2 separate regions of the Homo sapiens genome follow, and region 2 is linked to region 1. The links are chromatin loops, found by intact Hi-C in ENCODE. Cell type or tissue: chondrocyte. All regions are shown on one strand. Links, peaks and the distances in the headings refer to the core of each region. The heading gives the core; the rest is flanking DNA. Region 1 overlaps RAB7A (RAB7A, member RAS oncogene family). Region 2 has its middle 33 kb from the start of RPN1.

Evidence for each region. Hi-C counts contacts between places; a loop is a spot of excess contacts. Peaks named below come from ENCODE experiments on the same cell type or tissue, not always from the same donor. Only the 100,000 strongest peaks of a DNase experiment are listed, where the experiment ranks them.
Region 2: a loop joins it to region 1, with 2.4 times the contacts of the local background. A loop is called at or near these places in 47 of 110 quality-filtered maps.

The regions. Positions count from the first base shown.
Region 1 is chr3:128,793,274-128,797,659 of GRCh38, forward strand. It overlaps RAB7A (RAB7A, member RAS oncogene family), which reads left to right. Exons shown (of 6, transcript NM_004637.6): 2 at 2,087-2,147. The coding sequence starts at 2,095. Among named protein-coding and RNA genes, the nearest start is that of MIR12124, 51 kb to the right of the region's middle. RefSeq lists an enhancer at 573-722. In chondrocyte, for the core only: CTCF peaks have their summits at 1,966 (motif pointing left) and 2,167; no DNase peak of the experiment used is centred there.
Region 2 is chr3:128,615,485-128,619,870 of GRCh38, forward strand. No RefSeq gene overlaps it. Among named protein-coding and RNA genes, the nearest start is that of RPN1, 33 kb to the right of the region's middle. RefSeq lists enhancers at 2,336-2,625, 2,419-2,930, 2,646-2,695. In chondrocyte, for the core only: a CTCF peak has its summit at 2,351 (motif pointing right); a DNase peak (open chromatin) is centred at 2,267.

The sequences.
Region 1 (4,386 bases), core at 202-4,201:
GCCTCCCAAAGTGCTAGGATTACAGGTATGAGCCACTGTGCCCAGCAATTTTTGTATTTTTAGTAGAGACAGGGTTTCATCATGTTAGCCAGGCTGGTCTTGAACTCCTGACCTTGTGATCCACCCACCTCGGGCCTCCCAAAGTGCCGTTATTACAAGCATGAGCCACCGTGCCCAGCCTTTTCTATTTTTAGTAGAGACGGGGTTTCACCATGTTGGCCAGGCTGGTCTCGAACTCCTGACCTCATGATTTGCCTACCTTGGCCTCCCCTTCTTTCTATTTGAAACTTGCCCCCATTATCATCATCTGATCTCTATCTTGAAATATGATACCAGACCTTAGAGTGTGACATTTAAACTTTGACCAGTCAAAGCGGTCCCTGGGGAGAAAGGTAGGGGAATAGTGGGGCTCCACATATAATGGATAGTTTGGGGTATACCTCTCAGTGCTGATTATGATGGAAGACAGAACTCCAAGTCATCTTATACTGCCCCTAACTAGCACTAGTAAGAACTTTCTAGATGAATGCTGGTGGGCTGAGATACCGTGTCTTCACAGTCCAGCCATGGGCATGAGGCTTTTGGCAGAGAAACAGCTTGACCCTCTGCATAGGTCATGGGACCTGGGGTGTGTGCCTAGCAAACCATCCTCTAGTCTGGCTCCTATTCCCATACTGTTCTTGTAGCCAGAAACAGACTCTGAAGCCATCGAGGATGGTTACTTTCAAGAGCGTAGGCCTTCTTAGCAAATCCTGCCCTTTAGGACAGTAGTCAGGTCTGATATTTCCTTTTAGTTAGTGGTCTTGGGTGTAATACCACCTCTTGAGAAAGAGAACAATTGACAGCCAAGCATCTGGAAAGAGAGGGATAGCTGGATTACCTTGCCTAGGAGCTGTAACCTGCTGCTTCTCTCACTGTCTTCTGGACTCTGTGTTCTGTTACTCATCTCTGTATTTGGCATACCTTAAGATGGTAGCGGCCAGTATTTACTAGTCATCTGCTGTATTCTAGTTACTGTCCTGAGCATTTTATTTATTCAGTCTTCACAGCATTCTTAGGACATAAGAGCTGTCATCTCTATATTCCCTATTCCAACAGAGAAATTAAATGACTGGCTCAAGGTCATATAGCTAAATTAATAAGCGGCAAAACCAGAATAGAAATCCCTGTGGCCTGGGTTCATATCTGCTGCTTAAGTCACTCCCACTATAGGCACTGCTGTCAGCCTTGCCTTCAAAAGGTAGGTGGTTAAAGAGGAAACTAACAAGTAGTTCTTCTGAGTCCCATTCATTTTCTGGAAGTCACTGAGTCATACCCTGGCAAATGAGAGGCAATTACAGCAGGAGCCCTGTCTTGATGAGTAGATAGACCATGCTGTGGCAAGTCCTGGAAGACAGTTGAGCAGAGATCAGGCATTTTTCACATCTTCTGGTTATGAGTAGACAAGGCTGCCTGAAAGATTTTCTGGAAAAGAGTAGTCACTAGAGCTGCAGAGTCAAGTATTCAGACGGTACCCAACATTTAATAAATTTCTACTTGGCATTGAGTATACAGTGGGGAGTAAAACTGTCTTCATGGAGATTGTTAGAAAAGGGATAGACTAGATTAATATAGTACATAAAAATGTCAATTAGTGGTAAGTGCTCTGAAGGAAAAGCAAGCAGAGTAACGGGATAGAGAGCAAATGAGGGGTTATGCTGCTTTAAATAAAGCGGTCACTTCTTTGAGAAAGTGATACTGAAGCAGCGACCTGAATGAAGCAAGGACCAAGCTGTTGAGTAAGTTGGAGCATTAGTTCAAATTGCCAATCCATTCAATTGATCCACCACCCAAGTGAGAGAATACATTCTCTCCAACAGCTTGCAGGGGCAGGATGGCCCTGCTGTGCTGTTCTGCCTCGCTCTTGGGTCCAGAGTTTTGGTGAGTGATACTGTTTTTTATCAGTGCCCCCTGGTGGAAGGAAGATACCTAGCAGGAAGGTTCAGGGCCCTGCACTGTTGGGGCTGCTCAGACATTTGTGCAAGGGAGGTGTTTTGTTTTGGTGTTTCCATCACACTCACAGTGATTTCTCCTTTTCCCCCTTTAGTTTGAAGGATGACCTCTAGGAAGAAAGTGTTGCTGAAGGTTATCATCCTGGGAGATTCTGGGTAAGTTACTCATGAATTTGAGCTAACAGATTGGCTTAGAGCTAAGCCTCTCTGCTGTGGAGCCCACACTGTCCGTGCTGCCACTTCTTGCTTTCATAGTGAGGCTTAGGGCCTTACATGTTTCCCTCCACGGCAGAAATTTAGATGATCCCTTGTTATATAACCTTTTGTTCTCTAGTTTTTAGCATGATTTTTTATGGGGAACGGATGGCTATTTGAACTCAACTAAGGATAGGCATTTTCATGGAATCCCTTTTCTCCAAGCTGGCCAGGCTGGGGAGTCTTCCTTACGTAGATGTATTGCCATTGGCATCTGGCGTAGCAGATGTGCTTTTTTTTTTTTTTTTTGGAGACAGAGTCTCGCTCTGTCGCCCAGGCTGGAGTGCAGTGGCGCGATCTCGGCTCACTGCAAGCTCCGCCTCCCGGATTCACGCCATTCTCCTGCCTCAGCCTCCCGAGGAGCTGGGACTACAGGCGCCCGCCACCACGCCCGGCTAGTTTTTTGTATTTTTGGTAGAGATGGGGTTTCACCGTGTTAGCCAGGATGGTCTTGATCTCCTGACCTCGTGATCCGCCTGCCTCGGCCTCCCAAAGTGCTGGGATTACAGGCGTGAGCCACCGCGCCCGACCCAGATGTGCGTTCTTAGTGCACCATACAGTATCCTCCTGCTGCTGTGCCTGCTTCAGATCTATCTGCAAAAGAGCCTGGGACGGCAGAACTGGGTTCTGATTCTAGATGTGCCACTAACCATGTAGCTAACTCTAATGGCTCTTAAGATTCTGTGGTAGGTTGGGTGAGGTGGCTTATGCCCATAATCCCAGTGCTTTGGAGGCTGAGGGGAGGATTGCTTGAGCCCAGGAGTTGGAGACCTGTCTCTACAAAAAAAATTTAGCCAGGTGCCGTACCTGTAGTTCCAGCTGCTGGGGAGGCCGAGGCGAGAGGATGGCTTGAGCCCAGGAGTTTGAGGCTGTAGCAAGCTATGATCATGCCGTTGCACTGCAGCCCGAGTGACAGAGCAAGACCCCAACTCTTAAAATAAAAAGATTCTGTGGTAGGCTTTTCAGACTTGGCATCTGAAGGGACCCATGAAAGCTTTGACTCATTGGAAGCTTATGTATTTTTAAAAATAACAACAATAGCAAATGCAGGTATGCTTCTTTATTCCAAAGTCCCCTGCCCTTCCTTTGAAAAGCCAGAGGTTTTTCTGTCTTGACTGGCTTATTTGAATCACCTGCAGAACCTTTTTTTGTATGTGTGTGAGAGACAGGGTCTCGCTCTGTTGCCCAGACTAAAGTGAATGGTGCAATCACAGCTCACTGCAGCCTCAACCTCCTGGTCTTAAGCCATCCTCCCACCTCAGCCTCCAGAGTAGCTGGGACCACCAGTGTGTGCTACCACTCCTGGTTAAATTTTTGTATTTTTTATAGAGACAGGGTTCTACCATGTTGCCCAGGCTGGTCTCAAACTCCTGGGCTCAAGCAGTCCACTCGTCTCGACCTCCCAAAGTGCTGAGATTACAGGCTTGAGCCACCATGCCCAGCCTTTGAAGAACCTTTTGTTCGCTAGCATTTGCCCAGCCCCAGACCAGTGGGCTAGGGCCTAGATTTGTGCTCTCTCTCCTACCCCGCAACTCCATCCCCGTCGGGATGGAAAGATAGTGCTTTTAGGCCTGCCTTCCCCAAACTTGTGCAAAAAGTCTCACCAAGCCCTTGTTCGATTCCAGGTTTTGCCACCTCTCACCTTGTAGATTCTGGCTTAGATGGTCTGGGTTGGAAAACACTGCCTTCGGCTGTCTAGGTACCTCCAGGTTCTTTAACACAAATATGAACATGTTCCTTTGTGGCCAAGAAAGGTGATATCACTGGCTATGGGGGGGAAGGTTTTTGTATTAGCTTTAGGTTACCTTAACCTTATCACACAAAAATCACACATTGTCTCTTGCTGAGTTTTCTTACTAGAAAACATATTTGGAGGAGCATTCTTTGAGGTGGATTTGTTTTGGTGATATATTGGTGCTTTTTCTGCTTCAGATTTTAAACTTTAAAGCAGCAAATTGTCTGAGTGGTGTGTGTCTGCTGAAAGCCAAGGTCTTCCTCCTGGTGTTACTTCATCAAGCTAAATAGCAGCCACTAAATGGAGAAACATCTAAGATAGCAGGGATACTGTTGGAATAGCAGAACAGTCTTAATAGTGAAGCTTCTTTTAGAAAGCAGTATATTTGCTGGCATCCTTCTAGAA
Region 2 (4,386 bases), core at 264-4,263, 180 kb before region 1:
TAGAGCACCCAGTGTAGGGAGGCAAACAGTCCATTCCACTTCAGAAAGCAGTGTCCAGTAGTGTAAGGTAGGGACATCTCAGCCCACCTGGAGAATAGGGAAGGCTGCCCAGGAGGCGAAGCTTGAACAGGTCTTTGCTGATCTCCTCAGTGCTAATGAAGGCACAGTCTCTCAGGGCTCTCCCATGAGATCACTGCCTTAAGCCCTCAATCCCACCCAATCCTGCTCTACTGGGATCTATTCACTGGCCCCTTCTCTCCTGGATCTTCAGCCTTTATGTCCCTGTTACCTCCTTCCTTCCCATCAGCATTTGAACAGGCTCCTGTCCTTCCCACTGCTACAGACTGAATGTCTGCATCCCCCCAGAATTCTTATGTTGAAACCTAACCCCCAATGTGAAGCATTAGAGGGTGGCACCTTTGTGAGGTGATTAGGCCATGAGGGTAGAGCCTTCATGAATGGACATTAGTGCCCTTATAAGATACATCCGAGAGTTCCCTCATCTCTGCCACCATGTGAGGACACGAGAAGGTGCTATCTTTGAACCAAGCAGCAGGACCTCTCAACACCAAATCTGCCGGTGCCTTGATCTTGGACTTCCCAGCCTCCAGAACTGTAAGAAGCAAATTTCTATTTATAGCTACCCAGTCTATGGTATTTTGTTATAGCAGCCTTAACAGACTGAGACACTCGTCTTAAATCTTTCTGGATTCTATCCCCTGAGTGGAAGTCAAAAAAGGAGTCTGGGCTCCTCCCTCCCCACCAACCCCCACAAGCAAATCCTTCAGATGCTGCGATGGACCCTCCTGATGGCCCTACCTTCTGACTTGCCTTTCCTGATGCCCAGCACTTCTGCTGTCTGCTCCCTTCTGTGTCCCCTGCATTTAGTCCTGGGCCTGTCACACCACATATGGAACTAAGGGCCTGATGGAAGCTGAGACCCTAAAGGGCTGGGCTGGGGGCACCATGAAGGGGTTGGCCATGGTAGGGGACAGGCTGCATCATTCAGCTTTCGCTTCAGGTCTAGCCCAGTTTGAAGGTTCTCTCTTCCCTCCCTGTCATCTCCCACACCTGCCCAGGCAGGTGACAAAGCAGTCCCCAGATCCCAGGCCACCAGCCCCAGAACCAGGCCAGAGTCCCAGAGTCAGGCCCAGCTTCAAAATGGCGCCAGGCCTCATCCAAAGCATCAGGCCTTTGCAGAGGGCCCTGGGGTACACTCGGGGGCATTTCCTGTCTGAGCCTGCGGCCCCCAACCGCTGGCAGCATGGGCTTCCGGCGGGGCTGCGGCCGGGGCCTGCACTATCAGCTCGGCACCAGACGCCCGGTCAGGATACTTGTGGTGAAACTGTGAGGGCGCACTGGGTCCTTTGGGGTTTTCTCCCATGACAGCCTCCAAGACAAATGGAAGAGAGAAAGTGACACCCAGCCCTTCTTCAGCCGTGTTTTCCCCTCCCTGAGCCAGGGTCCAGGTTCAAGGCTGGGGGACTGCCATGAGGCCACCTATGACTACAGGGACATCCCAAAGCTGCAGCCATGGAAGCAGCCAGGGCCAGGCCACTAGGGTCAGGCATCTTGGCCAAGGCTGGACAAAAGGCACTGTGGCCTGGGGATCTGAATGGGAGTGGGAGTGGGTGGGCCACTCCTATACGGCCACATGAGGGCCACAGAGAAAGTACGCTGGGTCTGAGACTGAGAGGTGTCAGGTGTCTGGGGCATGTCACCTTGCGCCAAGGGATGCCCAGCCTGAACCTGGCTTTACACCTAGGGCCCCACTTCACCTCCTCCCTGAGATTTACAAGGGGGAAACTGAGGCCCTGTTTACTACTGGGGAAACCGAGGATCAGGGAAGCGCAGGGCTGCGCGTGGCGTAGGGCGCTCTGTCCCAGCAACCAAAGGATGTAAGCCCGTAGGTGGGGAGGGCAGCACCGGATGCCCCACTGGGCCCAGGGATGCACCCACCACAGGATGCTGGGGGAGCCACCGGCCTTGGCCAGCCCAGCTAGCCCTGTGGCTTTCCAGGGCAGCTGAGAGCCCAGGTCCCCATGGCTAAGCCCCTCAGCAGCCCAGTGGTCCTGAGCCCGCCGACCCCAGACCCAGTCCTAGTCCGGCCAGAGGAGGCCGTTTACGAGCCCACACCCGTAGGTGGCGCCACAGCCGGAGAATTGGCTTTGGTTCTGTTGGAGCCGCGCCGCCTTTAAATTAGCCCCACGCATGCGCGACTTTTCTAGCCCGAGCCCGCCGTCTGCGCCTGCGATTTCGCCCATACTCCCCGGTGCCCGCCTCGTGACGTGCCGCAGTGTTACGAAGGGACACCAGGGCGCAGGCGCAGCTCGCTCCTCAGGCCTGCGAGAGGCCCGCCGGCCCAGCAGAGGGCGCCCACCAATCTGCACGCGGGCCCAGCGAGTTATCTTGATTTCGGCCAAGCTTTCTGACTGCTCCAAAAAACGAAGAAAAAGATTCAGGGAGAGTAAGAGGATGAAGAGAGCTGGTGAAGCAGCTGACCAAATGGCCCGAGGTGGTATGCAGCCGCGGTAAAGCAGGGCCCCTCCGTGAGGCACAGCCGCCCGGGGGTTCCCTAGGGGAAGCAGGGGCTGCGGCAGACGCCTCTCGGGCAGGTCAGGGTATGCACCCTCCCGCAGGGGCTCCCAAGGCCGGGCGTGCGTGAGGCCAGGTCCACGGGCACACCACTGTGAACACTGATTAAACGTGGCCTCCACGGCTTCCAACCCCCAGGACAGGACCAACCCTCTGCCCCCGGCTCAGGCCAGAGCTCGGCGAGACCGTCGCTGTTTAACAAGCATTTGCTATACGCCACCTTGCATTATGACAGCATGTGACCCACACAGCCATCCTAGGAAGCAGGTAACAGCCCTACTCCATTTTGCACGGAAAGACTTGCCTGAGGTCACAGAGAGCGGCAGGCCTGGGATTTCCATCCAGGGATCCGACTGCAGAGCACGACTCTGGAGGGTCTTCCTTCTTGCTCCTCCCATCCTTCCACTGTCCTTGGATCCCCCATTTTCCCCCTGCACAATCTCCTAATCCCTATGTTCAACTTCTCATTTTCAACTGGATCTTTCCCAATGGCATTCAACACACTTGGTGTCCCCAACCTTAGAGTAGAACATTCAAGCAGCACAGCCTCCTGAAGGCCCTCACTCATCCCTTTCCCAGCCTGTTTGCGAAATGCTTTGTCAGGACTCAAAGTTAAGTCTCACTTCCGTCCAATTCCCATCCCCACACCAACACAGTTCTCAAGTCACCAATGGGTAAAAGGCTTCAGTGATCCACTCCTACAGCCAAAAGGCACTGCTCGGTCTCTTCAGCCTCAGATGGTTCACTCCTGGAAACATTTTTCCACTTGGCTTCATGACACCACAGTCCTGGTCTTTCTCGTCCCAGGTAAGGAGAGTCCTGGTCTTTGTCAACCCAGGTGGCCACTATTACTTTGTCGTCTTAATATTCAGTTCTGGATCTCTTCTTATTCTATACCCTTCCTAGGCACTGTCCCCTCCCACAGCCTCCTTCTCACCTTTTCCATAACCATGTCTAGGCCCGGCAGCCCCACATTTACCACTTGCACACCAGACCTTATAATTCCAGGCCTGAATATCCACCTGCCCAGGGACACTCCCACTTGGATGTCCCGAGCACCTCCATTTTGCCATGTCTGAAACAGAATTCAGCATCAGTTCCTCACAACTGGTCTTCTACAGACTTCCCCAGTAATCCCTCAACCCACCTGCCAATATTTAAGCTGTTTGTAAGCCACTCATGCAAACATTCAATAACCCAACTACGTGTCATAGATTGGTCTGAACACCTAGCTGTTAACATAAAGATGAGCATAAAAGACAAAACCCCTGCCCTATTGAAGCTAGTTCAGTAATCACACACATTCCAACCGTGGTATATGAGGTGGAGAAGAGGTACAAAGGAAAACGAGAGGGTACCACAGGACTTGACTGAGTGTGGCAGGCCACGGATGGCTCCCTGACACAGTAACCTTAAGTAACACATCCTGAGGCTGAGCAGGAATTCATTAGGTGGAGACAGGGAGCGAACTCCTGCAGAGAGGAAAGAGGGGCAGAAAGCCTGGCACTCACTGGCACTGTCGATTCCCCACATGACCTTTCAATCCCTTGCCTCTTGAGAGGAACCATCTCTGCTTTGCTCATCACTGTTTCCTTGATGCTGAGTAAAACATGACTCACAGGAAGGATGCAAAAACTACAAAAATGGAGGCCTCACTCCACTACTCCATTCTGTGACATAAGCCACGTCAACTCTTTCAACACTCTGGCACCACTTTCAACACTCTGGTACTAGAATAACTCAGTGTTCTAATATGTAAAATGTAAATGCTTGCCTTGCAAACCTGCTGAG